2 separate regions of the Homo sapiens genome follow, and region 1 is linked to region 2. A link is a loop called in an ENCODE intact Hi-C map of the cell type or tissue named here. Cell type or tissue: CD14-positive monocyte. All regions are shown on one strand. Each heading gives the region's core, and the rest is flanking DNA. Links, peaks and the distances in the headings are about the cores only. Region 1 holds the start of LOC124905053 (a long non-coding RNA gene). Region 2 holds the start of SAMSN1 (SAM domain, SH3 domain and nuclear localization signals 1).

Evidence for each region. Peaks named below come from ENCODE experiments on the same cell type or tissue, not always from the same donor. Only the 100,000 strongest peaks of a DNase experiment are listed, where the experiment ranks them.
Region 1: it touches region 2 in a loop (4-fold over the local background); 8 of 110 quality-filtered maps call a loop at or near these places.

What each region holds. Positions count from the first base shown.
Region 1 is chr21:14,473,287-14,489,882 of GRCh38, forward strand. It overlaps SAMSN1 (SAM domain, SH3 domain and nuclear localization signals 1), which reads right to left. Exons shown (of 8, transcript NM_022136.5): 8 at 11,942-12,828. The coding sequence ends at 12,626. LOC124905053 (a long non-coding RNA gene) reads left to right here and starts at 4,043. Exons shown (of 3, transcript XR_007067925.1): 1 at 4,043-4,381. In CD14-positive monocyte, for the core only: no CTCF peak of the experiment used is centred there; DNase peaks (open chromatin) are centred at 7,595, 8,485, 9,095 and 10,245; H3K4me3 peaks cover 1,992 bases; H3K27ac peaks cover 3,632 bases.
Region 2 is chr21:14,542,777-14,559,372 of GRCh38, forward strand. SAMSN1 (SAM domain, SH3 domain and nuclear localization signals 1) reads right to left here and starts at 3,539. Exons shown (of 8, transcript NM_022136.5): 1 at 3,429-3,539. The coding sequence starts at 3,485. RefSeq lists an enhancer at 1,349-1,398. In CD14-positive monocyte, for the core only: no CTCF peak of the experiment used is centred there; DNase peaks (open chromatin) are centred at 6,175 and 7,525; H3K4me3 peaks cover 1,801 bases; H3K27ac peaks cover 4,363 bases.

The DNA of each region.
Region 1 (16,596 bases), core at 4,377-12,376, 69 kb before region 2:
TCCCAATAATACCTGGCCCTGAATTTCCTAAGATCAATGTTCCCAGATTATTAGACTCAGCCCAGATTCCAGGGTTTCCATCAAATTCTTCCTGGGTAATTTGAGATTTTGAGTTCTATAAGTACTACAGGCAGACAGGTGACAATTTGTGAGATTTGAGGGTATGTTCAGCAGGTATCATTGTTGCTATTGGTCATTCTATCCCAGATAATTCATTGTTAGCAATGTTGAAGTCCTCACAGTGCTCCAGAATCCTCTAGAAATACATAGGAAAGAGTGCTTTCAAAATTGTTAATGCATACTATTATAAGAATATAAATATCCCCACAAGATAACCTGATAGCTATTGGCTAGCACATTGTTTTATAGTCTGCTGATTGGATGACTTCAGCCGTTTCTCAAAAGGTGGCCCAAGGTTCCTGTGTATCAGAATTGCTTGACAATTTTGATACCCCTCTGGGCCCTATCCCCCTGCCTCAGATTATCATACCCTCTAACTTAGAGTATTAGAGGAATATAAGTAGCTTAATGTAATAAAGTTTAATTTTATGTAGCACTCAAATGGGGGTCAAGCAACATTCCCGAATGCTTTCCTCTAAAAATGACCCAGGGATTTGAGCTCTTCCTTTGGTGGGCTCCCCGTTTCAGTGTTCCTTGCTTGCAGCCATATAGATGAAGAGATGAAGGTAGCCAAAGAAAGAGTAAGGAAAACCTAATGAGAGGAGGACATGAATCTCAAAGCAGATATTATGAGTCAGGCCCTACCATTGACGTGAACTGATTACAAGGACCCAGCTGAATGCAAGAGGGCTGGGAATATACCCAAGAGGCTAATAAACATGGTTTGGGGAACACATAGCATTTTCTCTGCTTCGTAAGTTATGTGAGTAAGGCTGATTAGAATGGAGAAAAGCAAAGTCAAGTAAGCATGCCACGTTTTGATTGAAATGGAATTTTAATGGGTACCCAACAATGCCTTTATAGTTAATATAAGCCTGTGTAAAGAAGATGTGATCATAATGTGACTTTTAGGCAGGTTGTTTTCATTTCCATACATCTGCATTATGGTCTTTGGGAAAATTCACATGGGAACTGTTGATAAGGAATATCTGAAATCAGGGCCAGCTTCATGTAACCTGTGTTGTTGCACAGGGCTGTGCTCTCACAAAGGTCCACATTTGGCTTAATGCTCTGCTATTGTATTGCTGTCTTAAAATTCTTAATCATTTTGAACAAGAGGTTGTGCATTTTCATTTTGCACTGGATCCTTTTTCTAAGCACTCAGGCTGTCTCCCATTACATAGCTGGTCCTACCTGAAACTTGTGCCTTATCAGTGATTAAAATTAAGGCTTCAAGGATAAAATGAAGACATAGTCTTTAAGATGCAGTCAATGCTAATTGATCTTTTAGAGAAGACAAGTTACAATAATAAAGTTCCAAGGGTGGGGGTGTGGGCTCACACAGGTGCATGTGAACATGGGCCTGTGCAAAGTTTATTAGGAGCAATTTGTTTTAATTGATATTCATTGGGCATCATTCCACTGTTTATTCTTACCTACTCATGTGAAGAGTTGGTTGATGTCAATTGCACAAACATTTGTTTCAGAGAAATGGGTGTTTCAGTTGGATAAATTTTAATTAAGTAACCTTTACTGTACAAGTAGTTGCTTTTGAAGCCAGGAGAAAAATGACTATAATTTATTAATTCTATAATCCAGAATCTGAAGATATTGAATCTTGTCTACTCTAACCTTGAATATAATTTTCACTATGAATGTCCTAAATATCTGGCCACAAGAATAAGGAATACAAAACATTTCCAATGTATTGTTAAATTCTTCTCCTATTGCAAATGCCTAGGCATTTAATTATTAATTAAATAATTTAATTTATTTATTATTATAAATTTATTAATATAAATTAAATAATAATTTAATTATTCTCAAGCTCATATATACAGGACTTGATTGCTGATGCTGGTAAGCAAAGTAGCCAAAAGTCTTGAATTTCCAGATCATTTGGTTCTGAAATAATTTATTTGTGATTGCTGCTTCCACACCACTTGTATACATTACTACTGTAGTATATCACATTTCATAGGGATGTATTTATTTATACATATGCCAAAGGACCACACTGAACTCTTAATTCCTTGAGAACAGGTGCTGTATCTTATTTTTCCCAAAGCTTAGCAGATTTACCAGGTACCTAGAACATATTCAATGAAGAGTTGATGAGGGAGTGGAGAAACAAATTATGATATAAAAAATCACTTTTCTTTCAGGAAGTAGCAAAGTGTAGATTTACAGGTCTTCAAAGAACCTTCTGCTTTTACTAAAGCCAAAATCACAGTGTTTTTGCTTTGCAAGAATATTTTAAACTTGTATAATGCTCTTTAGCCCATAACAGCTATGTTACACAGAAATTTAAAACATCTGAGGGATAAAAATAGCATATACTTAACTGTTATATTCATAAATTCATTTTATTGAAGGACTTTTCTGTCCTGTTCAAAAAAAAGTTGTTGATTGAACACACACAACACATATACAAGAAAAAAAGAACAGGTCAGGTGTGGTGGCTCACGCCTGTAATCCCAGCACTTTGAGAGGACAAGACGGGTGGATCACCTGAGGTCGGGAGTTCGAGACCAGCCTGACCAACATGGAGAAACCCCATCTCTACTAAAAATACAAAATTAGCCAGGTATGGTGGCGCATGCCTGTAATCCCATCTACTCGGGGGGCTGAGGCAGTAGAATCGCTTGAACCTGGGAGGCGGAGGTTGTGTTAGGCCGAGATCATGCTATTGCCATTGCACTCCAGCTTGGGCAACAAGAGCGAAACTCCGTCAAAAAAGAAAGAAGGAAAGAAAGAAAGAAAGAAAGAAAGAAAGAAAGAAAGAAAGAAAGAAAGAAAGAAAGAAAGAAAGAAAGAAAGAAAAGGAAGGAAGGAAGGAAGGAAGGAAGGAAGGAGGGAAGGAAAGGAAGGAAGGAAGGAAGGAAGAAAGAAAGAAGGAAAGGAAGAAAGAAGGAAAGGAAGGAAGGAAGGAAGAAAGAAAGAAGGAAAGGAAGAAAGAAGGAAAGGAAGGAAGGAAGCAAGGAAGAGAGAAAGAAAGAGAGAGAGAGAAAGAAAGAAAGAAAGAAAGAAAGAAAGAAAGAAAGAAAGAGAAAGAAAGAAAGAAAGAAACAATACACATAAGTTTTAAGGGATATGGATGTTTATATCTGTTTGTATTAAACTTACTGCTAATAATCTACTTTTTCCTATGGTCTACTAATAAATGCCAAGAATAGGGGGAACGATCCTCTTATTTAATGCTGGAGATAGTTTATTTGCTGTCTCAGTTTCCTGTGGTTGTTACAGCAAATTCACCACCAACTTGGTGCTATAAACCAACAGAAATTAATTCTCTCTTGGTTTTGGAGGTCAGTCAGAAATCGGTTATCAATGGACTAACATCAAGGTGTGTCTGCAGAGCCACACTTTCTCTAGAGGTGCTAGGGGAGAATCCATTCCTTGCCTCTTCCAGCTTCTGGTGGCTTCCAGCTTTCCCTGCTTATGGTTACTTTACTCCAATGATCAAGGCCAGCATCTTCAAATCTCCTTTTGCTCTGTCTTCACATGGTCTTTTCTTTTCCATGGGTTAAATCTTCCTCTGCCTTTCTCTTATAAGGACATTTGTGGTGGCATTTAGGGACCCACTCACTCCTTACTTTAAAATCCTTAATTTAGTCACATCTGCAAAGACCATTTCCCCAAATAGGGTGACATTTACGAGGTTCCATTGATTCCAATCTGCTGTCTTTGGGGGGCAATGATTCAGCCTCCTACACTTGCTCTGCCCACTATTTTCATTAATGACTAAGTAATGGGATTCTAGATGATGTACCCTAGTGTACTTTTCTCCACACTCCCTGACACAGGAATAATGATACTGTGTAATACTTGAGTGTTGGAAAACTATCAACTAAATAACACTATCAAGAAAACACTGCCTAAAGAAGCAGGCTTTGGCAAGTAGGGCTCAGAGAGGGAGCTCATAACTGCATGATAATACTTCCCATAAATTATAGTAATGTTAATTGTCTCCCTCAAAGCAAGGCCATTAAGCCGCTTACTGCTTCTACCTTAATAATTTATTTTGATATTTCTTGTGGCCCTACCTTTTCAACGGTCTTTTACTTTTTACCCAGAGGGGATGTAAACACCTCCCTGACAGTCCTTTGTTGTATATTTCATCTCTAAGTATAACAGGAGAGGGAAGCAAATGACCAAATAGGTCGTGATAAGCTCTGCAGCCAACCAAGACAAAAGGCTCTAGAAGACTACAGTAGGAAGAGCTTCATTCGGAAATACAAATCCTAACACATGGAAAAAAGTAAGTAGATCTACATGCCCTATCTAAACAACTGAACTGTCAGTGACTTTGTCACTAACCAGGAAGAGATTTTCTGTTTTATTTATTTCCACTGTGCTGAGGTAAGACCATCCTCAACATGAAAGAAGGCGTTTCATTCCTTCAACACATTTCTATGAATCTCCTACTATATGCCAGATATATTATGTACCAAGCACTGATTAATTTAGCTGCTTTCTTTCACCCTCTCTGACTATAGTTTTTCATGTAATTTGCAGGGTCAAAACTTTGCAAAGTCCTATGCTTGGCCATTTAAATCTGAGCCAAGGTCACATAAGGACAATTTAGTTAGAGTGGGAGAGAAAGGAAAAAACAAGAAAGCTAAAAAGTTACATAAATGTCCTCTAGCAAGCAGGTTCCTTGTTCTGAGGGCTAATGTACTGTAGCAATTCATCAGTCATTCTAATAGTCTTTTAACTTCTGTCAGAAAGTCTACTGAATGCTAACATTTTAAATGTTTAATATTCTAAAACATATTTTCATTAATCATGCAAATTATCTGGACATCCGTATTTTACAACAACCTCTTTTGAGACTAAGAGGCCTAAGAGTTTGTGTATGAGAGCCTGATGTTAGCAAGTGATACTGTAGATGAAGTATAACTTAGAATCAAAGAATTTTAGATGTGAAAAACTGCTAATGTAATTTCAGTATCTATGTGTTATCATATTTATACACACCCTCCAAAATGCTATTAATGTCAGATATTTCTAATTAGGTAGCAAGCAGCCTAAAATATGCACTTCCTTCATTCTGCTTTATCATATGGTTGCTGGATGCATATTAATATTGTTGGGTGGTACATTTTCCCAATAGAATTGACCCTGTGTTTCATAGTAAAGTGGACACTGGATTTTGTTATTAGTAAAGGAGAAAAGAAGTGTTAATTGCAGTTAGGTTGGCCTGAACTGCAGCATGAAAACCTCCATTTATATGCTGCCAGTCACTCCAATTCCAGAATTTCTTAGCTTCTTGGAAAAAGGAGAAGTATATGTCTGGGCCCCATGAAACAGGTGGATTAAGAATTGAAAGGGTACAAGACATGAATTTTGATGGAGTTAGTGGAAATTCTTTACCCTTTTTTCTTTTCTTTCTCCTCTCCTCTCCTCTCCTCTTCTTTTCTTTTCTTTCTTTTCCTGAAGCAAACTGATTGCCAGCAAGGCTGGTGGCTGGTAGTGAAATAGAAAAAAATGACCTGAGACCATGTAAGTGTAGTTATACCGGAGCCATAGAGCTCACTGCTTTCAAGAACATGGCCTAAGTAATTTGAAGCCATGGCCGGGCGCGGTGGCTCACGCCTGTAATCCCAGCACTTTGGGAGGCCGAGGCAGGGGGATCACAAGGTCAGGAGTTCAAGACCAGCCTGACCAACATGGTGAAACCATGTCTCTACTTAAAAAAAAATACAAAAATTGGCCAGGCTTGGTGGTGCACACCTGTAATCCCAGCTACTCAAGAGGCTGAGGCAGGAGAATCTCTTGAACCAGGGAGGCTGGGCAACAGAGTAAGACTCCGTCTCAAAAAAAAAAAGAAGTCATGAGGTCATGAGCATTGGTGGATCACTGTACTTGCCCAGCTACCAGCAGGAAACACAATCAAATTAGGAAATCCCAGGAAGGCTTATTTATAAAGGGACTAATTACAAAGGTGTGGGCAGAGTAGAGGGCAGGGGAACCAATAAGGGCTGCACTGGTAGTGGGAGCTAAGAGCTACAGAGCTGTTACTCAATCTAGACCCTAAGAGATCAGGAGGAAGAGCAATTACTAGAATCTCAAGGAAGGAGAATCATGTAAAAGGTCACCTTGAAAGGACTAGCAACCTTTGATTAAGGGAAGCACCAGCACAAGGTGATCTCACAGGGAAAACAAATACCCTGACCTCACTCCTCAGGGAATGAGGGGACTTTCTGCTCACTGAGCCCAACAGGAACCTCAGGGCACAGAACTGGAATGTAGTAGCTTATACAGGTGAATATATCTGAGTGAATATCCAGGCTTCACAAGTGGAGAGTAGATTGGAGAGGAGAGTCAGAAACATCTCATTTTGGTATGAATGCTACTTCTTTCATTGTACGCTACCAAAACTCACAGCCACCCTTCCAGTGATTTTATACAGTTTCACCATGTTGGCCAGGCTGGTCTCGAACTCCTGAGCTCAGGTGATCTGCCGGCCTTGGCCTCCCAAAGTGCTGGGATTACAGGAATGAGCCACCATGCCCGGCTGTATATATATATATTTACCATTTCCTATCTTTTCTTTTCTTTGTCTAAACTAAATTTCTAGCAGCATTGCTGTATCTTCAGTACACCAGCATGAACCACCTTAGCCCCTGAGTAATCAGATATTTTTTTAAAACATACAAATGTGATCCAGACAGTTCATTATTCTCCCTATATCACTATTTCAGTGTAACAGTGTGCTTTTAAACGTCTGTAGTTTGTATTGCTAAAGGAACACTTAAGACCTCACTTTTTTACATTGTTTGCCTTCTAATTATATTTTTCTAGTAAAATATTTAACCATTACTTCCTGAATCACGGATTCTAAGGTGCAATAAAAATCCAAAGGGAAATATATTTGTTTCCTACAGAGACAGTTTTTTTTTTTTCCCAGAGCATTTTCAATGACTGCTGCAGAAACGAATGAGTAAAGGTTTCCGAAATGAATAGTTGCAGAAAACCAACTTACTGTCATACAGAAGTCCATGCAGCCCCCGGGTAAAAGTACTTATGTATCTCCTTTTGTTGAGTTCTCTATTTTTTTTTATGAATATGCATATTGGGGGATAAACTTCCATCTGCTCTCTTTTAGCTGATTCTATCACATTTTTGAGCTTTGCATCATTATGGAGCTTCAGAGAAAGATGATCATTTACATTACATATGGATATAAAGGAGAGAAGGAGTTGATGAATTGCAAACAAGTATAATTTATATGGACAAAGTGTGCCAGAAGTGCTTTTCACCCCATTTTACTCGGCAACTGGAATGATTCCTGCCCATTCACTTGGCCTAGTGCCCAAGAACTCAGAAAGGAAATGATCCTGTTAGCCTTACACATCAGGATTCTACTCCTGCCCTATGAGGAAATGCTGCTTTGCACTCAGGCCCATCAGGGACCCCAGAAGGTCAAAAGAAACCACTGAATATACTAATGTCATTTTTTTACTTTCTTCCCTCATGGTTTCTTAACTTATAATTTATGTCACACAGACCTTCTGATACTCTAACTGTTGGTAATTCAAATGTGAGAAGTTTGCATGACGAAGATAGGGAAGGAAGAGTTATGAAAAGGTCATATATGTTCCTGGTAGCTTCTCAGCCTCTTTCTGCACTTCGATTTCCCATGGCAGATTATTTGCCTAAATGCTCTTAAGCTTTATAAATAGGTAAATATCTACATTTAGGCGGCCTTCCTGAGGGCTTCTCTGTTGCCTATAGCACAATGAGTTGTGACTCCATAATTTATCAGAGACCAGGGTCCAAGGTGCACTAATAGCAGTAATAACCCCAAAACTTTTATTTTTTCACTTATTCATTAGGCATTTATTTATAAATCCTTCATTCTTCAAAAATGAGTACTCCGGCTGGGCACAGTGGCTCATGCCTGTAATCCCAGCACTTTGGGAGGCCAAGGCGGGCAGATTCCCTGAGCTCAGGAGTTCAAAACCACCCTGGGCAACATGGTGAAACCCAGTCTCTACTAAAATACAAAAAGTTAGCCAAGCATGGTGCTGCCCACCTGTAATCCCAGCTACTTGGGAGCCTGAGGTGGGAGAATCACTTGAGCCCAGGAGGCAGAGGTTGCAGTGAGCCAAGATCCTGCCACTGCACTCCAGTTTGGGTGACAGAGTGAGACTCCATCTCAAAAAAAAAAAAAAAAAAAAAAAAAAAGAGTACTCCTATCATGAGCTAGGTGTGAGGAATGAAAGCTAAATATAGCACAGCCTCTCCGTAAGCTGGTTAGGAGTAAACAAAGATATTCTTTCATGAAGAAATGGTCATTCATCTGAGAAGTCCTCTTAAGCCAGCTGACTCTCTCTCATTGCTTCTGACAAACACAGTTGTCATAGCTCTGAGACAATTTGTGTCTTAAGAATTTCAAATGCCTGCAAGTCCATGCCTGCATTGTGGCAGCATGTGCACTGCTTCCACTGAATGTCCAGACATCAATGAATAAAAATGAAGTAGTGGATATAATAGCAGTAGTTGTTTTTATGCACATACTACATGCGTCGTGCTGTGTGCTTTACACACATTATCTCATTTAATTGACAACATTTTGTAGATTAAAAAAAAAAGACTAAGCTTAGAGGATAAATGACCTGCCCAGTCACACAATTCTCAAACCAGATGCTTCAACTCCATGATCTCCTCCAGTCTCTATGTTTAGGTGAACATTGGGTGTGATCAGAGAAATTCGGCAGTTAAATAGGAGGTAACATAAAAAGAGGGTTGCTTTTATCTCATTTCCATAGCCAAAAAACCTGGTCAAGTTTAGAAGCTGCTGTTCTTTTACCTACATTTAGTCCCTATTCGTTTTGCTCTCAACCTTTACGTGATTGTAGCGTGACTTCCCACTTTATGAAAGAGTACTTGAAGTCTGTATGCAAATTATTCAAGTTTTTTGATGGTTGTGGGGAGGATGGAAGTGCGTGCGTGTGTGAGGTGATGGAGTATCTAAAATTTCTTCCTATTATTTTTCTCAGAACTTCTGCTTGTAACGGAAGTTTCTCAACATGAAATGTCATCAATTTGGCCTCATTCAGGAAGTTGCAGGGCACTTGACTGTAACCTCAGTAAATTGTACGTTTTCTGAAATCCTGATAATCTTTAGCTGCCTATCATTTTGAAATTTTAAAAGTTATTTTATTTCTGAACTAACTCCCTTGGCAATTTAATTGATTAAAAGAGAAAAGATTATAATGAAATACTTCAGAATGTAGATATATTCATCTGTACATTACAAGGGGAACTCAGAATTTAAATGATCTGATTTTTGTATTCATCAAAAAATTACTATGAGGATTTTATTTATTTATCTGGAATAAAATTCCTCTAACCATGCATATTGTCACAACATACTTGAATTTACAAAGATACGGAATCTCTGGGATCAGAATAACGGTATATTCTGATCTGTGTATATATGAAAGACTCAGTGGGTTCCAATGAGAGAAGCTATGCTATGATTCTCATGCGGTTATATAGTTAAAAAGACCTTTGTTGGCATAGTCTTGGACAGCATACATGTTCCAACTTTAAATATTGCTGAGTGAATAAATAAACATATGAGACTGGGAAATGTCGTCAGGGTTCAACCTAGAAACACAAAGCCAGTATCATGATCTTGTAATTATTATAATGTTAATCCTTTAGCCATCTTAAAAGGCTTGGACTCATGTCTCTCACTCAGCCAAAAGCAGCAGAAGGTCCAAGTTCCTCAGCTACCTCCCAACCTTGGATGAGCCGTTTCTTATCTTTCCGCTGCTCTTTATTCAGCTTTCCATGGCCAAGAGAAAAACCTGTCTTCCTTCTGTTGATGTTCCCTGCCCCACGTTGAGGGAGCTGAGGCGAGAGCTGCAGAGGATCCGTAAGGAGCTGTGGGTAAGGTGAGGACAGCAGCCCTCCCTTAATGTGGAGTATACGTCCGCTATTCTTGTGTCCTTTTTAGTGCGGAACTCCGTGATGAGGCCTTCCTCCTGACCACTTGAGCCTCATGGTGTCTCCTCTTTTTAGGAATCCAATCTCTCTTCCTGTGCTTCAATCTCCTCAAGGGCTCTGCAGCACTTCCCCTCAAAAGCATTTCCCTAAATCCTTGACTGGGTACCAGACCTTCATTTTTAAGTGATTGAAGTTGTGGCTGAGTATGCGTCATGGGCGATTGCCACCGTTTTAAAGTCAAGTAGTTTGTTAGTTGCTCCCCAACTTACAATTTCCTGGCATCTCCATAAAGAAGCTATCCTGTCTTGATCTCCCTGAGGCAGCAGGTGATTAAAGTTTTAAAATCATGGTTAGTGACTGCTGTGTTTAAGGAGGCCCCAGAATAATCGATTTGGAGTGGTAGCTGTAGCAAGAGTGGGGTCATGATGGAGGCAGCACCTTGGAAAACTGAAATGAAACACCATTTCATGCTGTGAAGGGGGAAGAATAGAGGTAGACATGTGCTTTAGCCTCACCTGGGCACTGCATATGCGGTTAAATCTCAGGGGTCTGGAAAAATATGCCGGACGTTAGCAGTGTAATGTTGTCCTCCAGCATTTGAAATAACACTTTGTGTTTCCTGTTTTTTCCTAAGGTATTACGTTTTATTGGTTAAAAAAAAAATAGGTCACTTTGGAAGGTACTTACCTACAGTACCTATATAAATTGAATGGATCAATTTAAATAGGAAGATGGAATCTGTTATATAGGAATAATCATCATATTCAATGCCCTCTAGCAAATATTTCCTAAGTGCCCACTGTGTGCCAGGTATTATGTTAGGCACCAGAGATTAAAAAGGCTAAACAAAATAATCTCTGTCACAAGGAGGTCACAGTCTTACGGAAGGGCAATTGTCATACAAATATATAAAGCATAATATGACAAGTGCTATGAACCACAATTTACAAGTTGCTATGGAAACACAAAGAAGAGAGCACCAAAGGGAATCATGGAAGGCTTCACAGAGTAAGTGACCTTTAGGATGGAGGAAAGAGGGAGACTTCCTAATGTGGAAAATAGCAGGAGACACTCCAGGAAAATAAATAGCATATGGAAAGTCACAAAGGGAAGAAAATTGCAAGTATATTGTTATGGCTGGAGTGTAGATTGAGAGGTGTGTGTGTATGGTGGTGGTGGTGAGGGGGTAGTTACAATTCATAAGGTAGGTAAAAAGCAATTGGGGAAGACCTTATGCAGCCTGGAAGGAAGTTTGGATATTATACTAAAGACAATGAGAAGCCCTCCAAAACTTTCAAGCAGAAAAGTACCTGATTTGATTCATGGATTAGAAAGATTTATCTGGAGGCTGTGTGGAGGATGGATGAGAAGGTAGGGGGTCAGTTGGAAAGCTACTGCCATTTTCCGTGCATGAGATCATGAGGATCCAAAGCAAGACAACAACCATGGAAATGGATAGAAGGCCATGAATATGAAAGCATTTGTAGAGGTAGGATCCATAGGGCTTGATTACTTATTGAATTTGTATGAGGAGGATATATGTGAGATGAAGCAAGAAGTGATTTTCTGCTTTGATGACTGGCTGGGTGATAGTAGCAGTAAAGAGGAGTTGGCAATAAAAAAGCAGAAACAAATTTGTAGAGAAAATCGATGGTTTGGTTATGTTGAATTGAAGTTTCCTGAGGGTATCAAGTGAGTCAGATAAACATCACTGGGGTTCAGGGGACAGATGAGTTTGAGGAGGTTGAGATTATTGCTATGGGATGCACTTATATTACAAAAAGTGAGGGGTGTCTGGGAGGAGATATTTTCTCTAAAGTCCAATATTAAAACCCTTAAGTAACATTACTCTGGAAAATGCAATATGCAAATAGTTCTTTTTATTATTAACATTAGGGTATGTCAAATTTTAAAATATTTACACTTAAAGACAAAACATTTCCACAATTATTACAATTGGTTTCACTAAATCAGAAGTGACTACACATTATCTCTACTTTTATACCAGAAAACAAAATGAAGAAATCAACAAAATATAATTACTAAAACTCCACTGTGGATCAGGATAAAATGTGTCCAATATTAACTCACACTTTCCCAATAAGTATAAAAATGAATATAACATTGCTTGGACAACTTGTTTCAACAGCGAATCCTCTATTACTATTTGTTCAATAACATATATAAATTCAAAACTGGCAGGTATGAAAAAAGGTTACTTTGTTTTTTGCAGATACTGTACTTGTAAAATAAAGCCAAATAAAGCATATGTCACACATACCAAAGTCTTACATTTTGCCTTTCTAATACAAGCAAGTGAAATATTAACACATAGCATTTAAAATAATAAATATATATTTTATTGACAGTAATTTGGAATGTTAGAGATACAAAATTTTATGTACAATTATTCAGATTAAAACATTTAAACTTTAGGTTTTATTTACAAATATTTATCTTATCTTCCTCTCCTATTTGACGTTTTAGCTCAAGAAGAGTTAAAATGGAATGCATCTGTAGATATATAGTTGGGAATGCGTGTTCAGTCACTTGGCTCTGTGATAATAATCTTATGTACCATGTCAGACAGATTTTCAGACTCCAGATCCTCTTTGCCATTATCTGAATTTCCTGATGAGATATAGCAACCAGAGTCCCTTGGGCAGTCATCTAACTGTGACTTATTTAAGGAGATGTCTGAGCTCAAGGATAGGGGCTCAGGTTCATTTTCTTGCTCTTGAATAACTGTAAATGGAAAAAAAGGGCAGGAGTTAGGTAAAGCAACACAAAATCTTATTCATGTACTCATTCACTTTCAAGTATTATCCTATTTTAACTGTTCTAACCATGACTTCATTACAATGGAAAGTTCTGCAAGTAAAAGGTATCTTTGTTTATTACAAAAGAGATATTTGCACCCAAATATTCAAGCTACTGTTTTATTAGAAGCCAAAATTTGCCCTTCATTGTTCATTTGCAGTTTCATGGAATTCATGTGAACTTCCCGCATCAGCAAAGATCAATATGGACTCTCATTTTACATTAATAATAAGTTGCCAGAGAAAGCAGATTGTATCCACAGTGTGACTGATGCCTTGTCCAAATACTCCTTAAAGTATCATTAGAAAAAGGCATTTATAGTTTAAATGCACAATCCAAGTCAATAGTGATCTTTGTGAACAATTTTAGATTCATGATAATCTAGATTAATTAATAAATTATCACTATAAGTAAGAATGTACAGTAGGACTTCAATTATTTGGAAGTTAACTAATAAAACTTTAAATATCCAGAATTTTCCTATGTTTGCATGTATCACAAAATAGGCATAAGAAACCAGGTTGCTTTTAGAAAGTAAAACACCAAAATTTCCACTGAATCTACTTTATGAATATTTAGTCTTCCATATCTTTGTCTGTAGTCCTGAAGAATAATCATTTATTTTCAGATTGATAATTCTGCATTCTTAAAGCAGTGTTCTATATTCAACAGGCATTATCTTTTAGAAAAAGATTACTATTAGGGATATAACAAAATATATTTTGGAAGAACCCCTAAGCAGCCTGAAGTTCACATATTACTCTTCTCGATTCCTTTAGCGTCAACTTTCTCTCTGTCCATGTGGTTTCTTGATGGGTGTTTCTGCATCCTGAGCTGAGCTCCTCAGAGAAGAAATAGATCTCAGGTACTGCCTCTTAGCTGCAGTACCATATCTTCCTCTTTCCCCTTCTAACCTTGGGGCTTCACCACTGTAGGCATCTGAATAGCTCCACGTTGAAAGAGCCAAACACACATTTAAGGTTGGGACAAGAACTCTGCCTACAGAGGCTTTGCACTTCATCCCATTCCAGTGAGAATAAAGTAAATCCAAACCTCAGAATCCTTCAAAGAAGGAAAATGTATAATTTTCTTCAATAGGCTATTATAATGCTAATTAATTTATATCTAGGAAATCTACTCTTTATCTTATTTATTTTTTATATATATATATCTATCTTCTTTAAAATGCATTTTCTAGTTTCCATATGTTTTGCTAACATTAGTTTATGATCCACTGTGTGTCCAATTGCCATCAACTTCCATTATAAATGAGAATTGTGCTGTAAGTTACCCTTGTGTTAATGAATTAACTTCTCTTTAATGTTTATAGAATGGTACTAGTTAAGCATCATCCATGGGAGAAATTGAAAAGTGTTACTTAAAATATCTCCTAAATTCTGTAGTTTAGAAGAAAAATACTGGTTGAGAAAGGCTGGAAGAAAATGATAAAAATTGCTTCTTAGTCTGCTCATCTTCAGAATGAGTCATAACAGTTCTTTTAACCTTTTCCTTAAGGCTTGTATTTGCAACAGTGAAACCATATTTATGCCATTCTTCTGAATCTTCACATTTGCCCCACAATTTTAACTATAGATTCAAATATCAGGTATTTGCCTAGTGATATTATAACTAGTTCTAGATATAAGATGACAATTTTAATAGGCACCTATTGTGATTGTTATTTTTAAATTTTAGCTACCATGGAAGCATTTTGTGTGCATTATTCATGACAATCTTTAAGTTTGGGAGGGTTTACTTATTATTCACTAGTCTTTCTGAGTATCAGTCATTCACTCTTCTTTCTAAGCCCTTTTTTTTAATGAAAAGGCAGCACTAAAATGGGACCTCATTCTCTGAAGAATTGCTTTCTATCCTGCCTTGGCTTTTCTATCTTATTGCCACTGAAATGAAATGAGCCAGCTCTGTGTTCCATTATCCAAGTGTTTCTAGAAAAGGCCAGAGGAATTAGTGCTTTTGTATGCATTCTGCCACATCAGCAATGATCATCCTATTTGGAGTGTGAACCTCTTAGTCATAATGATTGTGGGGATAAGGCCACATTTCCCCAGATTATGTTTGGGCCAATATTACCTCAATGCAAAATTAAAAGAACTGATCTACTTCCCTTCACATTGATATCCTAAACAAGACTTGGCATAATAAAAACTGTTTGTTCCCAACACTCTGTTCTATTTAGGTTGATTACCAATTGTGGGGCTCTCTTCAGGATATGAAGCAGAGTCTTTAAGAACTGTAATTTCCAAAATTAGTTCTTTTCCTTTAAAAAAATAAATATTTAGCTTGTTATTTCACTCTCAGAAGCCTCTGTGCATTCACCTCAATGGGGAATAAAGTAAATAAATTAAAAACTGTCTTTACTAGAGAATATGTCATTGTGTAATATTAGTAACAAAAATGTATTTGTTTTTATTTCCACATGAGAAATGCTATATCATGTTCTCTAAATTCTAGGAATGGTTTTGTTTTAAACACAGGTCATTTATTGTAGAAACCTTTCATCTGCAATTTTTATGGAAAAAGAAAATAGTTTCTGAGTATGAAAGTTATGCAGCACGGTAATTTACAGAACAGCAGTAATTTGCTAAATGATTTCCTCGTGAAATGAAAACACGACTGTGCTCCTCAAATGCTTCCTACCAGGCTTGCAATAATTTCAGGCAGGTGATCAGCTGGAACTCTCAACTGTAACTATAAAAAGGCAGGTCATTATGTTATATTACGGAGATGAAAGCTATATCGCATTCACTTTTGTATTTGGAGGATCAAGATTTTCCTCTTCTTGTTTCTTTTCATCCTGACACTAATGACAGGGATTGGCACAAACCTAGGTCTTGTGTTATGGGTGTTTCTTTCCTGCAGAGGAGATGAATTCACATTAATGCATCCACATTTTCTTTCTAAGTCATTTAGTCCCTTCATGTGGCCATGAAACAGAGTAAAGCTAACTGGCCTACCCAGAAATTGAAACCATAACCTTCATCAGTTTTGTCCCATGGTTCAATCATCTGGGCTAACCAGGCAAGTAACACATTGGAATAAGAAACAGGTTTGCCTACAAAATTATGGACTTCCCATAGGATGTTTCAGTGCATCTTTTTATACTAAAACGTTTCTGATAATACGCTAGGTTTAAAAAAGTATACATAATTCATGTATTCTATTATTACAATTATATGAAAACACACATACGCATATAACTTACAAACAAAAGTGTTCAAATTTGTTAATTTTCCCTCTATTTCTCAGGTCATCCACATTGTTTTTAATGAAAGAATTAAAACGGTATAATTTTTCAATAAAGCCCCCAAATGGTTTGTAAATATCTTAAAGGACATACGTATCTAAATTAGAATACACTGAAGAATTATTAAATAATTTGAATAAGGGTCTTTCTTATTGCTGCCAGCTGACAGCAGGCATACTAGGAACTCCAGAAAGCTGTATAATTCTGTACTCTATATAATAAAAATAGAATAACATTTAAAAATTACTTAGGAAATATTTTATCATGAAGAGCTAATTTGCATATTAAAATAATTTATTTCCTACCAAAATTGTTACAGAATTGTATAAAGCCCATGTAAAAACATTTTAAGATAGTTATCAATGTTGAAAGAAAAGGGTGGCATCGTGATGAAAACAGAAGACGTCTAATATAATTATTCACAAAAT
Region 2 (16,596 bases), core at 4,111-12,110:
TCTATAAAAAATTAAAAATTAGCTGGGCTGGTGGCATGGTGCCTGTGGTCCCAGCTACTCAGGAGGCTGAGATGGGAGGTAGCTTGAGTCCACCCAGGAGGTTAGGGTTAGGGTTAGGGTTATGTGATTGCACCACATCAACTCCAGCCTGGGTGACAGAGCAAGACTCTGTTTCCAAGGTAAAGGCAAAATTCAAGAATAAAGATAACAGTACCTTGCATGTATGTTAAGCAAGCCTATTTTTAACTAACCTAAGTACAGAATACTTAACTATTATTCTCCTATTTCTTTTCTAATTTGGAATTTATCTGTATACAGTAGAGAGTTCTGAGACACACATTAAAGCCCTTAGAAGTTATTAACATTCCAGTACATGCAATGGGTTTCTTTTGTAATAATTCTGCAAGAATTTACCAGTTTCTGTTATAGAATATCTCTGGTCTCTGCCTCTCAGCCTATACTGTAAGTGTCTTACAATAAATTTGAATGCTACTCTTAATTTTGAGCTATTCAAAGGAGAGAACCTATACTAAAAATAGAGAAAGAGAGAAATAAAGGATGAAAAAGAGGGTACACTAATGATAACACTACACATGGTAAAACTGTATTTTAACATGTATTTGGACTTACTCTTTTTAAATTCATGAACATGTTTATCGATAAGTTTTAGGAATATAAGAAAATAATGAATTATTTTTGATATAGGACTGAAAATCTATTGCTACATATTATATAAATGAATGTTTTGAACCTTCTCATAACTGTAAGACCTATTTGAAAATACTAATAACAAAATCTTTCTCCATTAGCTTTCAATTGGAAAGTTTGATCATTTTTAATTGAGGTAACATTAGTTATAATATGCATTGCATTTGAATTGTCCAATAGGTCACTTGAAATAGAACCAATGACAGTTAACAAAAGCTAAATGATTAAATATTTTCTTCATTTTTTATATTGTCAGTTTTTACCCTACTATAGGATTTACAATTTAAAAAAAAACCACAAAAACAAGAAAATTCCTTTCACAAATTCTAAGAGTATAGTATGAAGAGTTTATGTTTCTTGGTTAGGAAATTTTGTAAACTAATATCTGGTATGTAGTTAATCAGTGAAGACAGTGATTCCCTATATTTCAGACCAATTTCTTGATGGTTCTGTTTCTAAACATAGACCCTTTCTAGACACAATTTCTCTTCAGTAAATGAAAGGATTTGCACTCCTTTTTCTATGAGCCTTTTATTTGTAGGGATTATCACAGCATCCACCTCTGCCAATTTTTTTTCTTTTTGAGAAAGGGTCTTGCTCTGTTGCCCAGGCTGGAGTGCAGTGGCACGAACACGGCCCACTGTAGCCTTCAATCTCCTGGTCTCAAGCAATCTTCCTGCCTCAGCCTCCTGAATAGCTGGTACTACATGCACGTGCCACCATGCCCAGGTAATTTTTGAATTTTTTGTAGAGATGGGGTTTTGCCACATTGCCCAGACTGGGCTGGAACTCCTGAACTCAAGTGATTTACGCACCTCGGCCCTGCAAAGTGCTGGAACTACAGGTGTGAGCCCATGCACCTGGACAGATACTGCTCTTTATTCATATAATATGCAAAGAAAATTACCCACCAAAATAAATGTGAATTATGAGGAAAGGAGTTATTTTAAGACATAATTACAAATGGAAAAATATCACTTCCATGTTAAAAGGAAACAATCCAACTGAATGTATGAAAAACATGCCTGTGCCTCTATATTCACATCTCTTTAAATTCATGCAGAATGAAACCATCTGTCTAATGAAAATAAGAATTCATTCACAACAAAACTTAGCATTTCCAATGTGACCATTTTCTGTGATATGTTTTGTTCAAAGATGTATATTTTTTCAAAATTTTTTTTATTTTATGAATAAGGAAGTCAAGATTAACAATATTCCAAGTGTATTATAATAGTTACTGCTCTTAAGCCAAATGATGATGATGGAGTAAAGTATCATTTTGACAATAGTTTAATGTTGTAAATATGACTCTAACTCACTATAAAATACAGGCTTTATTAAATACTCTCTCTTTAGATTTTAAATACTTTGAGGTATATCATTCTCCATATTAACTTTTATGATCTTCCCTAAACCTACTATTGTTAACTATTTGTTGTACTTAATCAAGTAAATATCATATAAAATTAATCTTAAATGGAAGCACAAGCCATGCTTTTAAAAACTTTTCTGTATTATTTGGAAAATGTTACTTTGAGTTTTTCTTATATTAGGGAAAAAGAAATCATGATACGTTATCTAGCTACATTTTAAACTAAAGATGCTTGTCTATCCATTATTATGCATATGTGTCAGAAAGAATTAATATTCAAAATCATTTATTCTCAGTTTCCAAAGATAAGAAATCATTTATTTTTGTTTCCTTCAGAAAAACTTGGATGGTAACTTCCAAAGAGTTTCAAAATATTGACCATTGTTCAATGTCTCATCAATTCAAAAGGTCATAACAAATGAAATAAACCAATCTCTTTCTCTGAAAATGGGTGCCTAACATATAAAGACTGATAGACAATAAATCAATCCTTAAAAAAAATCTGGACTCAGCTATTGTTTATCTCAGAAAGAGACTAAAAATTGTATTTACCTGAGAAAAGAAATGTACAAGTATTGGAGAAATTTTCTGACATTGGTACTTTGTAAATAGTTGTTTTACGTTATTAATAAATCTAGAGTTCTACAATAGAATTTGAACTTTATCCCATGTTATACTTTTTTTTTTTAAAAGTAGCACTTATTGCCAAGACAAAGAACAGAGTAACATTCCACATATTACCAATTTGTCAAGTCTACCAGTATATGGTGTTTTGATGCTTCTCAAAACACAGCCCGATTTTTTGTGTAGTAATAACATTAGTTCGAGAGAATAGCAAATATACATCTTTACAACGAGCTATCATGATTTAACATTCAAAAATGAGAAAAGTCTTATATTTAACCATAACATTTCCATTTTACAACCTTCTTATAACTCTATTTTGAAGAGCTAATTACTTAAGAGATAAAATTCATTCAGTAGACTGTTCAATAGACGTTGACAATCTCATAGTCATTAAAAACATGCAAGAAGATTTTATAATAACAAACACTCAGAGACCACTAAATTGATTTTCTTGAAGTTGAACTGAACTCAAACTTCACTTACAGATGTAAATGTTCCAATATGCACCATAAGACAAAATTACAGAGACAATAATTGCTAGGTGTGATTTAAAATCTAACTTTGCAATTTAATTTTTCCGTATTTGCCATGAGGCATTAAACCCTATGTTTGACTTATGACTGACAGATGAGAACATTGTATGTGTTCAAACACACATATGTGTTTATTTTCTATTAAATAGTTTGATTTTATTTAACTATGTATGAAATCACCTTACCTTTGGTTTTTGATGTTTCTCCTTCTCTGAAACATTGGATGGCTTTCTCTTGAGCATTTTGAATTCTGACTACTCCTAGTGAGTGCACTTTCTGCTGTTACAGAAACAACTGAAAACAGTCAGCAGTGTGCTGTCTAATGCACAGCATCAGATAAGGTTGAGCCCAGGGACCTGCCACTTCCTCCTTCAGTCAGGATATGACTTCAACATTTACATGGGTAATTTTTTTTTCTTACAGTAATTCTTTGGTAACTCTTTATTGTCTTGCTATTTTCTATGAGGTATGTTCCAAATCTCATATTTAGACATGCCTGCAGTTATGAGAGCCATAAGGATTTCAAAACAAAACTCATTTTCTTGGTTTATATAAAAGTAAAAATTTACAATGCATTCCATGGGTAGAAAAAAGAAAAAATCGGAGCCAATAACTGAAATAAAACTTGAGATGTTGGTTTTCTATTATTTAAAAAAAAAAAAAAGAATACTCAAGGTAGTCAATTTTGTATATATTTTTTCTTTTTTTGATACGGAATCTCACTCTGTCACCCAGGCTAGAGTGCAGTGGCATGATCTCGGCTCACTGCAACCTCCACCTCCCGGGTTCAAGCGACTCTCCTGCCTCAGCCTCCCAAGTAGCTGAAATTACAGGTGTGTGCCACCATGCCTGGCTAATTTTTTGTATTTTTAGTAGAGATGGGGTTTCACCATGTTAGCCAAGATGGTCTCGATCTCCTGATCTCGTGATCCGCCCACCTCAGCCTCCCAAAATGCTAGGATTACAGGCATGGTATATTTCTAAATAAACACAGTTAGAAGATAAAATAAATAAACAATGTTAGAAGATAAAATAAGTTAGAACTTAAACAATACTAATCCTACTTAAAGCATGTATGCATATATTTTAAAATATGGATTAGACCCATTCTAAATATAAATGGGAACATGACTAAAAGTAAATGTTTATCATATGTTACTTTTCTAATGTATTAAGATGTTGTAAAGTTCTGGTTAACAAAGAGATCAATTAAACAGAACCCCCAATTAACCATATGTCTTTGTGCTACAAACGATGCCATATACTGATAATTGCTGCCCTGGTGATGAGCCAATGGATCAACGGTTTCTTCAAATAAAACACCCAGAACCTCTATTTAATAGTCCTGGTAGAGCTAATATGACTTATTAAGAGTTTCCCCATGGTTTAAAAATGTTTATGATAATGAAAAAAGCAAAATACCCAGAAGTAAAAGCAAAAAGTTCAAGCTTTATTGTTAAATGGGGATTTACCAAAGGGAGATTTGCAAAATATATGAAACTCTGGTTCCATTTGAGCAACCCAGATTAAGAAAATAAACCTAGATTTCTGTTTATAAATCCTCTGAATTGAAAAGTGTAGTGCCATATTCTTAATCAGCAGCTTTTCCACGTGACAAATCAACTGACTCTATTTCTCAAACTTCCCTCACACTTCTAAGCTCCACCCCAAGGCCCAAATTTTACTAATTCATTTAACAAATGAGATTCAAATTTCACTAATTTATTTAATAAATATTAAATTGATTGTCTATTATGTGCAATTTGACAATATTTCAAACCTCTTGACTAGCTAAAAACAACCTGTTTTTGTTCTATAACAGAATTGAAAGAATATACTTTTCATGATTATGGTTAATATGCCTATTATTTTATTACCAGATAATAAAAGCAGACTTTGATTTTTGAGAATTATTGAGTTAGTGTTTTCAAAATACTGACACAGACAGAGAACACTGGAAAACCTGAGAATGTTGAGGTGGGGTAATTCCCCAGAAATACATCTTTTAGACTTTCAGTTTGGGCTTGGGTTAAGAAAGTTGGCTAGGCAGATCTTTTGCTTCATCTCTTAAGAAATTGAAAGTCATAAAAATACGTTTTTAAGTGAACCATTTGCACCCTCGACACCCTCTTTTCTTCATCTATGAATAAAAATTTAATTATGGAGTTCAATCAGTAATAAAATGGCAATGATAATGCTTGCACTTAGTACATGGTAGAGTTTTGTTGATAGTAAAATGAAATACCAATAAAGGACATACTTATTAGATGATTCATCATTTCAGTAATGTTTTATGTCAAAAAATGTTTGTGAACTCTAAAAAGGCATGAAGTTTCAGTTTGAGGTGGTGCTTGCTATAGGTTACATTTCTCCAATGTTTCTATAATACAGTGCTAAAGAATAGAGAACAGTCACATTTATGAGACCCATATCTGGACTAGATGCAGTTTTTAAAAGCGTTATACTCAAGCAAACAAAAAATATATATCCATTTATGGATCTCTAGGCACTTCACCATCTTTAACATTACAAGAAATGTTTAAAATGTAAACAAAATAAATATTTTCCTTCAAGTACGGGTGGAAAAGGATTTTTCCAATCTTTCTTTCACTCAAGAAAAATGTTTTCTGGGGCTTAAAAGACAGATGTGACATTTGAGGTCCCATTCATTATCTAACTATGTTAAACTTCTTGATCCCCAAAAAGATCAAGTGACAAGGTTACAAATGTTTTTATCAATTATCTACTATTTTATGGTATTTGGAGGACACCGAGATATTTAGTGAGTGACACAGAGTGACCCAGCAAGCTCAAAAGTCACAGATGGACAGAACAAGAATGAAGCAGAGAGTCAGTACAGAGCACACCTCACTACTGACCATGATTAAACCACTAGCAACCCTGTTGCTTAACATGTATTCTGAAATAGGGAAATTGCAAAAGCACAGTCTTGGTGCTTTACAATACCTTAATGGTCTTACATCCCAGACAGAATGGAACTTTGTGTACTATCTCTGTGTCATGAATCATGAGTAAAAATTTTGAAGAAATTGCAGTCAAATGACAAAGATTGAGGTGTATTTTTCGGGAAAGTAAGGTGAGCCATAAAAGGATTGGTTCAGCAATCCAACAAATATTTATTTAGTGTATTGCTAAAACACAAATCATAAAATTCAAAGCATAGATAGAAGGAAATTAGAGATCATGGGACATTCAAAGTGATGTCCTCGATTCTGAGACATTGAGGATCTCCATCTACATCTCTCTGCCTTCTGCCATCAGGTTGAAGAATACAATTAGATAGTAGTTTGGATTAATCCTACTCTACATTTTATTTTAGGACATGTACACTGGTTCAATGGATGAAGGGTTTTAAAATCAAATCTTTTAGAATGAAAGTAGATTCTCTGCATTGCTCTAATAGTTAAAACTTCTCTAACATGAAGAGTTGGTTGGGCACAATCTTATGCATGCCTCTGTGTATTGCTGGGTCAACCATGACCAAGGGATATTTTATTAACTCTAACCAAAAATACTCCTGACTATACCTCAAGTGTTTTGTTACAGGAGGAAAACAGAGAGACCAATTTCAAGAATTTGAAAATAAGCAAAATAAGGTTGTCATCACAGAACCCAACTCTGAAATTAAGATTTAATGTAAGAATAATCATTTTATAGAAAAAAGAACTGTATTCCATTCAAACCTGCAGAATTTACTCATCTATGATTAAGAAAAGGAGTCAATCATAAAAGTAACTTAACCTTGATAATTCCTCTCTTCTTTTTGGCCCCCTCAGAGTAGACTTCTTTCTATAGTACAGGGAAGAGAATTTTATTCAAAGAAGTTGAGTGGGGATATTGTGTTCCTACCTGTTTGGGGTTTCACGGAAGTGGAGATCCTACAATATCAAAAAAAAAAACTCTTTCTTTCTCAGTGTTTCCTGAAATAAGTACACATTGCCATCTGATGACGTTCTCTGCAATTCTGTATTTAATAATTCAGATGTTGGTGCCAAGCTATATAGAGGGGCCTTGGTGTTGTACCCTCCTCTAGTTATCTAGCTTATTCTTACCATAGGTGGATTAAACATCTCAACACCTCCTTGTTTGGATTTGGGAGTTTAAGAGAAATGACGGGATGGATATTCCCCCTGGCCTATGGGAGGAGTTAAGGAAGTGGGGGGACCGTTTCTTCCTTGTGAATCTCCTATATTTCCTAACTCTCTAAAGTCACTTACCCATTCTATGTCTGGAGTTCCTGTTTACTAATTCCTTTCTCTAAGGGACCCAGCCCTACCCAGCTCTTGAAATCCCTTCTAATGTGTTACTAATTGAAAAGCTGTGCAGTGACTTTTCTGCTTCTCCTGGTGACCTGCTCCAGGAAGTGACAAGCTCATGTTTTGGGGAGATTAGGGGAAGATAAAATTCTGATTCTATTAACAGGAAGTGGCAAGAAGATGGGAGCTACTGAGGTTTGCCATTTCCAACAAGACGTGAAATCAAGCATATCTATCACCAGGATTAATTTCTTCTAAAAACGGACCTGAAGTCTACATGATAAATTAATATTCCACCTGTTGACTTCTCCTTATAAGACCCTGCCTGAGTTTCATTGCCTGAGTTCCCATACATTCAACTAACAAGGATGAGGTGATGCCCAAACAACTTCTAAATAATTAGGAAGGTTAGGGAGAATCTAAATTCATTTTACCTCAAATAGAAAAAAGACAGTAACACAGACAAATACTGGAAGGTTCCTTTCAAGTTGCTGAGTTAAAGGAAAAGAGAGCTTAGTGAGCTTTGAGTATCTTAATTCTCCAGACAAGATAATCTATTGCATGGAGATGAACATATCATGCAAATTTTAGCTGGATTTCAGTAAACAAAATATGTGTTTAACTATTTTCCTTTGTTTTTATTTTAAGCTCTATGCATAAATGATGATTTGGCTCCTTGGGTAGATATGTCTATAGGAGACAAAGGCAGCATTCATATGGACATCAAGTACCTGGAATCTGAGATTGCTATTTCTCATTACAAATTTAAATACTGCCAAAGTGGTTAACTAGAATGTATTGACAGAAAAGGATCTACCCTTGATGTGCTCAAAATACTATGTTTCTGAGTGGTTAGAGTTGCTAGTCATACTCTGGATATCTTGGGAAGCCTCTTAGAGAGCCTGGCCTGGCAAAATTACTGCTTATTTTAAATTTCCAAAGAGATAATGTAACACATTATCTTGTTATCTCAGTTATAGAAGAAACAGATCATTGGGATAAATAGAAGGGACCAATGGCCTAAGATGAATGGTGAACCTAAAGAATCATACAGGATAAAACTGCCTTGAAGAGACAAAGAACTTCATAAATTACATCTATGCCTTACAAGATGTTTGAATGTAAGAGAAGACTGGGTACCAAGAATGAGTAGTATCAGTTCAAAGTGACTGGAAAAATTAGGGAGGCTGATAAAGTTTAAGATTCAAAATAAATGCAAATTACTCAGATTACTTCAATAAATTATAAGTATTTCCTTTCTAAGTGGTTTTAAAGTCATATAAGGGCCATATTGTGGTTGGCATAACAAATAATGATAAAATTTAATCCATTTATGATTAAAAGTTGTAATTTTCATGAAGTAATATTATTCTACAAGTTAATAATATTAATAATAATGACTGTCATCTTGAGTGTTTATTACATAACAGAAATTATGCTGTGTGCTTTATAAATATTTTCAATATAATCTTCACAAAAATCTTCATGAGCTGGTACTAATATTATCATTCTCAGCTTCCTGGTGGGGTTTGGTAACGTGTCTAGTTTGCACAGCTAGGAAGTGGTGGAGTCAGGATTCAATCCAAAGCCTCAGCTCATAACCATCACTCTATGTCATAAGTAGGTCTTGGCATACCTAAATACCTGGCATAAAATGGGAATGATTAATTTGACTGTTCGGGTCAGGAATGCTAAGGGCTAGGGGGAGGGTAATGTTGAGTTGCTGGCTTCTGGTTGAAAAGAGAGTTGGTTCAATCATTACATGTGTAAAAAAATTTGAAACCAGTAAATCTGCAGCCAATCCAGAGCTCTTTTCTATAATTAAGATTCAGTATCATGGGGACAAATCTGCATTTCAGGCCCCTCTCCAACCCAAGCTACCTTGTTGAGACACTTATTGGCCCTCAATTCTACCCTTGATAATAATCATTGTCTCTAATTTTATGCTTACAAAAATGGGTGTAGGTAATCAGAGTAGAAGCACAAATGAGACTTATGCACACTTTATGAAATTCCTTTCTATGAAGTTCCTTGGTCTGAATGTTTGTGTGGTCCCAAAATTCATATGTTGGAATTCTCACCCGCAAGGTGGAAGGTAATAGTAGGTAGGGCTTTTGGGAGAATTAGGTCATGGGGACAGAGCCTTTATGGATTGCATTAGTGCCCTTATAAAAGAGGCTAGAGAGACATCCCTTCACTCCCACTTTTCCACCATGTGAAGACATAGCAAGAAGGTGCCATCTATGACCCAGGAAACAGGCCCTCACCAGAAGAGAAATTTGCTGGTGTCTTCATCATGGACTTCCCAGCCTCTAAACTGTGAGAAATGAATTTCTGTTGTTTGGAAGCTACCCCAAGTTTATGGTATTTTATTATAGCAGCCCAAATGGACTAAGTCACCTGTTTTTGATAAGGCATCTGTCCGTAAAGTTACTACCATAAGCACATTCCATTTGCTCGAGTTGGAGGTTTAGCTCTCCAATTTCTATTTCTAAAGAGCGTTTATTATTCCCTCAATCTTTTGCTCTTAATTTTGTGATTTTGCTTGCCTCAATATCAAATCCAAATTGTGATTATCATCTTCACATTTCTACAATATTGTTCTTTTCTATATTTCTAAATGTCATTTAAAGTTTTGCAAATATAAAAATGCTTACACTAAAAAAGTTAGAAAACACAAGCACCCTCTCCCATCCTTCTCTATTCCTAGACTTCCTATTTCAACTCTTTTTCTGATCCTTCCAATATTTAAAAAAAAAATGTTTCTAGTTGGTTAGATTTATTTTTCTAGATAATATATTTTCTTGATTTATGCATTAGGCATTATCTATTTATTCCTTTTTTTATCCTTGAGGATTTTGTACTCTTCTTACTTCCCAACTACCTTATAATTATTTTGTTAAATCATTAGTCACTATTAACATTATCATGGTATAAATAATATTATTCATGGCTGAGTTAAATATTGTTTAATGCTTTATGTTCCTCTTTTGCCCATTTTTGGAATTAATAACTGTCTTTCTTTTTATATGATTGGTTCTCTATATATTGTTAATATTTCACCAATAAATACTCTGACAATTATTTCAAGTGATTTGTTTCAAATATTTAATTTCAAACATCATACTTGTCATTGCAAATGCTCAAACACTTTAGATGTTTTTTCTGTTCTAATGTGTTCTAATGTGGTTTAGTTGTTCTCCGTTGAGGATAGAATGGAATTTCTCCTTAATCACTTCCAATTATCTCTGGTCTAAGTCTCACATCATGTTTCTTTTTGTCTGTTCTCTCATTTGCAGAAACATATCTCCTTAACAGAAAAAGGGCACTTACATCCTTTTAGATCCTTCACATTTGAATGCTATATTGACTTGAAATCGAATTCTAGCCTGGAAATCATTTTTTTCTCAATATTTAGAAGGCTTCTCCAATTGTCTTCTAGCTTTCAGAGTGTTGAGAAGTCTGCAGAAGCCATTGTGATTCCTGTTTTGTTGTGTATGGCCTGTTTTTTCTTTCTTTTTCTCTGCCTCTTTCCTCTGGATTTTCTTCGAATCTTTGGTATATCCTAAAATGTCATATTATGTGTGTTGATATGGGTTATTTAAAAACTTCTCTTTAGGCCTATGTTCCCTTGATAAGTTCTTCATCTCTCTTTGTTCTCTCCATCTGGAAACGGATTAGTCCAATGTTGAACATACTGGATTGATACTCTCATTTTATTATATTGCTCTCTGATTTCATTTATTTGACCTTTTGTTTTCCAGGAAAATTCCGTTACTTTTTCTACTAATTACTATAATAAATACAATAAATATTTTACTTTAGCTAGATTTTTAATTTGCAGAAATGCTTTCTGATTGTTCACTTTTCATAACATTCTGTTCTTAAGTTTTGGAAAGGCAGTGACATGTAATGGTTATGAGGGTGGACTTTAACCACACTGCCTAGGTTCAAATCCTGACTCTGTCATTTACCTGGGTGCCCTTGACAAGTTATTTAGCCTTTCCATAAAGTGCACATGACAGTAATGCTTGAAAGATATTGCTATGAGAATGAAAAGAGACACTATTATGGTGTTGTTGGAAAAGTGCCTGGTACATAATAAACACTAGATAGTAACAAGCAAATACTTGGAATATATTCCATTATCTTTCTGAAGTTATTAATTATCATTTTTACAATTTTCCTTCTATTCCCTTCATTATCTTGTTTTATTCTGACTTCTTCTGTTTGCTTTGATTTCAGTCTTTCATATTTAAGCTGTTGTCATATGTCTGGAGATTGTGCTCTCTGGATACATTACTAAAGATCATGGTATGAAAAAACCCGACTGGAATTTCTATGTAAATGGGTGGGCTTGTCAGGTGATCAACTAGCAGTTAAGTCTTTTGTTTTCTTTTTCTTTTTTTTTTTTTTTTTTGAGACAAAGTCTTCCTCTGCCACCCAGGCTAGAATGCAGTGGCACAATCATGGCTCACTACAGCTTTAAACTCCCAGGCTCAAGCAATCCTCTCACCTCAGTCTCCTAACTAGCTGGGATTACAGACATGCACCATAATGTCTGGTTTATTTTCTATTTCTTGTAGAGATGGGTTCTCACTGTCTTCCCAGGCTGGTCTTGAACTCCTGGACTCAAGAAATTCTCCTGCTTGGCCTCCCAAAGTGCTGGGATTACAAGCATGAATCACCACACCTACCCCAAGGAAACTTTTTCATCAGAAGACCCTCAAATGACAGTTTCTGGAGTTCTTTTCTTTGAGACTATTCAGGTCTGCAGATACTAACCTTTCCATGCCCTGCTGGGCTGTGGAGAAAAGAAAGTAGTTTCCTTGCTGCCTTCAAAGGCTGAGCCTCTCAGGGCCTCTGTGATGCACACTGACTCATTTCATTGCAGCCTCCTTGTCTACAACTTCTGAGATTGCAACGTGCTCCAACTCTCCATTCACCTTTTATTATCCAAAACATTAGTTGACATCCTTTCTATCCTTCTCCCAAATCTCTTTGTCTCTTTAGGTTTGCATCTTCTTGGTAAGTGTATGTAGCTATTTAAACAAAATCTAGTTTTGCCAACTACATTCCTTCACATTTTTATTAACTCCAAGTCTCTTCCTTCACCCTGCCTTTTAAAACATTTGGACATATTTATCTTATTTGCTCAGCTCCTAACTATATGAAACATATAGCAGGTATTGATTCCTGTCAATACCACCCCTACCTTAAAGTTTTCAGATTGGCATAGGGACATGGCAGAATGACACAGTAGGAAGAAAGCAACACACACAGATGAAGCCTTTCCATTGAAGCCCATTCTTACATGTAAGTGATTGTGCTCTCTCCACATTTTCATATTCTTCTCACAAGCACAAAAATACAGTATTCTGTGGAAGAGTTTGCCTTTTCATTCTTTATAAACAGGATAAAACAGTCGAAGCTCAAGTTTTTATTAAAAATCTTCAAAATAACTTTTAAACTTAGAATATTATTCAGTACCACTGAATCGTGCCTCATTTGGCAGAAAGGCAATTCTGTCCATATTACAATACTGACAGAACAAATTGATCTAAATTTTGCACAGAAGTGCTTTGTTATAAATTTTGTTATTAACTTTTATCTGAACATAGTACACCTCGTGTATAATATTAAAATTGCCTGCTTAATTCATACTTTATTCCCCAGAAGCAAAGAGGAAAGTAGATTGTACTGATCAATAGACCATGATTTCCTGTCTCTACCTACTGAAGAAAAATGCAATTAGTAGAATTTCATGGAAGAGATATATATGAGCTTCCTTTCCTCAGAAACGCTATTCTTAAACAGGAAGAACAAGATCATTTCTATTTCCTTTCTATTTTCACTCATCAGAAAAATTTATAGCAGATTCAAGAGTGACCAGATTATTTTTCAGGCCTGATCATTTGAAACTACATCAAAGTTGTAAAGCTATAGGAGAGGGTAAGTGTATTGTCTACTTCTTAAAACAATCAAAAGCCTCATATGATCTTCATGCCATCATCTTTGAGAACAATATAATTATAAGATGAAATACTCCAATTGCATGTCAGTTTAATTACAAATAAATAGAAAATAATTACGGTGGATGTTTTTAATGAAAAAATGTGTATCACAGCTAAATCAAATTTCCTATGTATATTACATAAATCTGCATATATACTTAGGTATATATGTATGTGTATATGCATGCGTGTGTTCATACACATACACATATTAGGCTGTTCCAATTAAATGGAATTCCACCTTTTCTTTTTAACATAAAGGGTAATAAAAGAGCTTCTTAGGAGACTGAGTATATTGTAAATAGATGCACATTGCCTTCTCCCACCCAACACACACAAAGTGAGGTTTATACATGAAGTGCAAAGCCACAGTGAGGCATGCTGCCTCGGAAGCCTACCTGCATTCTAACTGAAAGCATCTGCATGTGTTATTTGTGGGAAGAGGAAACAAAAATCAAGTGATCATTGACAGGATTTTAGAAACATGTTACCTGCAACTCAATTCTATTTTTTCTCAAATAAGAAAACTTTTCCATAACATTTGCAGCCATGTTTATGAGAAATGAAAGAAAGATCTGGTTTTGTCAACTGAATATACAATAAACCGAATATCCAAGTTAACATCTGTGCCCAGCAACACCCTCTCCAACCAAAATAATAATAATAACTGATTAACTACAAACCAATATCTGGTTGGAAAGAAATCAGATTTCTTGTTATGTTTCCAAGAGCATGTAATTCTGACCTCCTGGAGTGGCCCCTGCAAGCAGTGAAACACTCAGACTGTTTTCTGCTGAGCAGGCCTGGCAGAAGGGTCTGCTTTTCCTCGTTCTACCCATCCACGGAGAACCTGTGGTGTGAAGAGAGCATGTGGACTTTGGAGGAGTGATGTAGAGTTGAGTTCAGACAAGCTACATGAACTTGAGCCTGACACCTGTCCTCTCCAAGTCTCAAATTTCCTCATTAATTAAAAGGAGAAAATAACATTTCCTCATGAGATTATTGTTGGGATTAAATTGTGCAAAATGTATAAAATTCCTGACACAGAGAGAGTCTTAACAAATACTAATTTCATCCTCTCTCCTTCAGGGACAAAGGTAGAAAGCCTGAGATTCCTAGGAATTCACGCCCCATACTTCTTCTAGGACGTGGTCATAGTGTGACCCAGGTTCCTGGGAACATGTTCAACCCCTGTTTTCAAAGCCTGTACACACATCATTGCTCTTTTTACCTGGTGTTTTCTTGCTGTCACATGCTCTAATGATATTTGAATATGCTATTTATCCCCAGCTACCAGTTAAGGGAAATTTCTACGGGGAATTCACTTCTGCTTTCACTTAGATTTAGCATTTAGCTGTGGATTTGCAAATGCACTTGACACAAACTCCACACTCTTTTCCATCACCAGGAAGGCTGGAACGTCTCTGGTCTTTGCCTATCTATGCCATTCTCCTCCTTTCTTTCTCTGATCTGGTCACGCTGATCTCTCTGCACTTGGACTACCAGTCAGTTCTTACCTGTCCTGGGATTTTGCTCAAGCTTTTCCATCTGCGGGAAGTGCTTTTCCCTTTACTTTTGACATGGGTGGCTCCTTGTCATCAAAGCCTGCTTTCCTTCAGGCCACCTGTCCGTGGAGGTCCTGTGGTGTGATGAGAGCATGTGGACTTTGGAGGAGTGATGGCATGAGCCTTCATGTCACCTCCACAAAGGGCTTTCTCCAATCAAACACATATAGGTGCTTGATTGTTTTTACTGTTTTGATGATTTGTTGTGTTGTTGGTTTATTTTGGTTACTGGAAGGCAGAAATTAGGCCTATCGCTAGCACTAGCATAGAACCTGGCAGACAGGGGCTCAGGAAATGGTTGTTGAATAAACGAATCGTCTCAACTGTATAGGTGTGCACGTTTTAGGCCACCTCCTTGGATTGACAAGTAACAGGATTAAAATTGCAGAATCCGTACCCCTCAAAACTCAAAAGGATTATGGCAGGTAGAACAAATGTTGAATTAGACAACATGAGAAAAAAATCCAGCAAAAATTTGGAAACACGCATGCTACGAACTATTTAAAAAAAAAACACTTTCAGCTGGGCGCAGTGGCTCACGCCTGTAATCCAATCACTTTGGGAGGCTGAGGCAGGTAGATCCACATGAGCTCAGGAGTTCCAGAGCAGCCTGGGCAACATGGGGAAACACCATCTTTACTAAAAATACAAAAAAATTAGCCGGCCGTGGTGATGCATGCCTGTAGTCCCAGCTACTCGGGAGGCTGAAGCAGGAGAATTGTCTCAACCCAAGAGATGGAGGTTGCAGTGAGCCGACATCTCATCACTGCATGCCAGCCTGGGTGACAGAGTGAGACTCCATCTCAATTAAAACAAAAACAAAAACAACAACAACAACAACAACCAAAACTTTCTCCTGTATGGAGAAATTCATAAGATATGTCAAAATACCTTCCTAATGATGATAATGATCTATTATTGATCTTTATAACATTCTGTCCCATGGCTTCAACATCTTTTAAGATAAATTATTTTATTCTAACAGCTTTCCTGTGAAGTACTTATTCTGATTTTTACGCATATGAAAAACTATTTGAATTTCCTTTTCTACCGACTCAGCTCCTGATTCCAGGACTTCTAATTCTGAACCCACGAGTTTTCCTGCAAAGCATTCATTGAAATGAAATATCTCCTCACCCATTGAAAGAAATTATGTCGGTCCCATCTCCACTAAAATCCTGGCCCTATAATTCTCTGAATATTAGAGCTTGACTTGAATTTGCCAACTCCTGTTTGTGCAGATAGTGTGTTAGAAAAGTAACACTTCTCCTTTGAAAAAGAAAAGAAACTTTCTTTACAAGATAATAAATATATAGGGGAAAAACATGGGCTTTTGTTTTTCTAGTTTATGGTGCAATCAGTATGTCATGTGGTTCATGCAAAGGCAGCTTCTTTATTTCAGACAGCAAAGGTCATCTCTTCTGACAACCAGTAGGTGAGCAGAATCCACTCAGTAGTATCACCTTACCAAGGCAGCAATGGGGAAACTACAGAAGT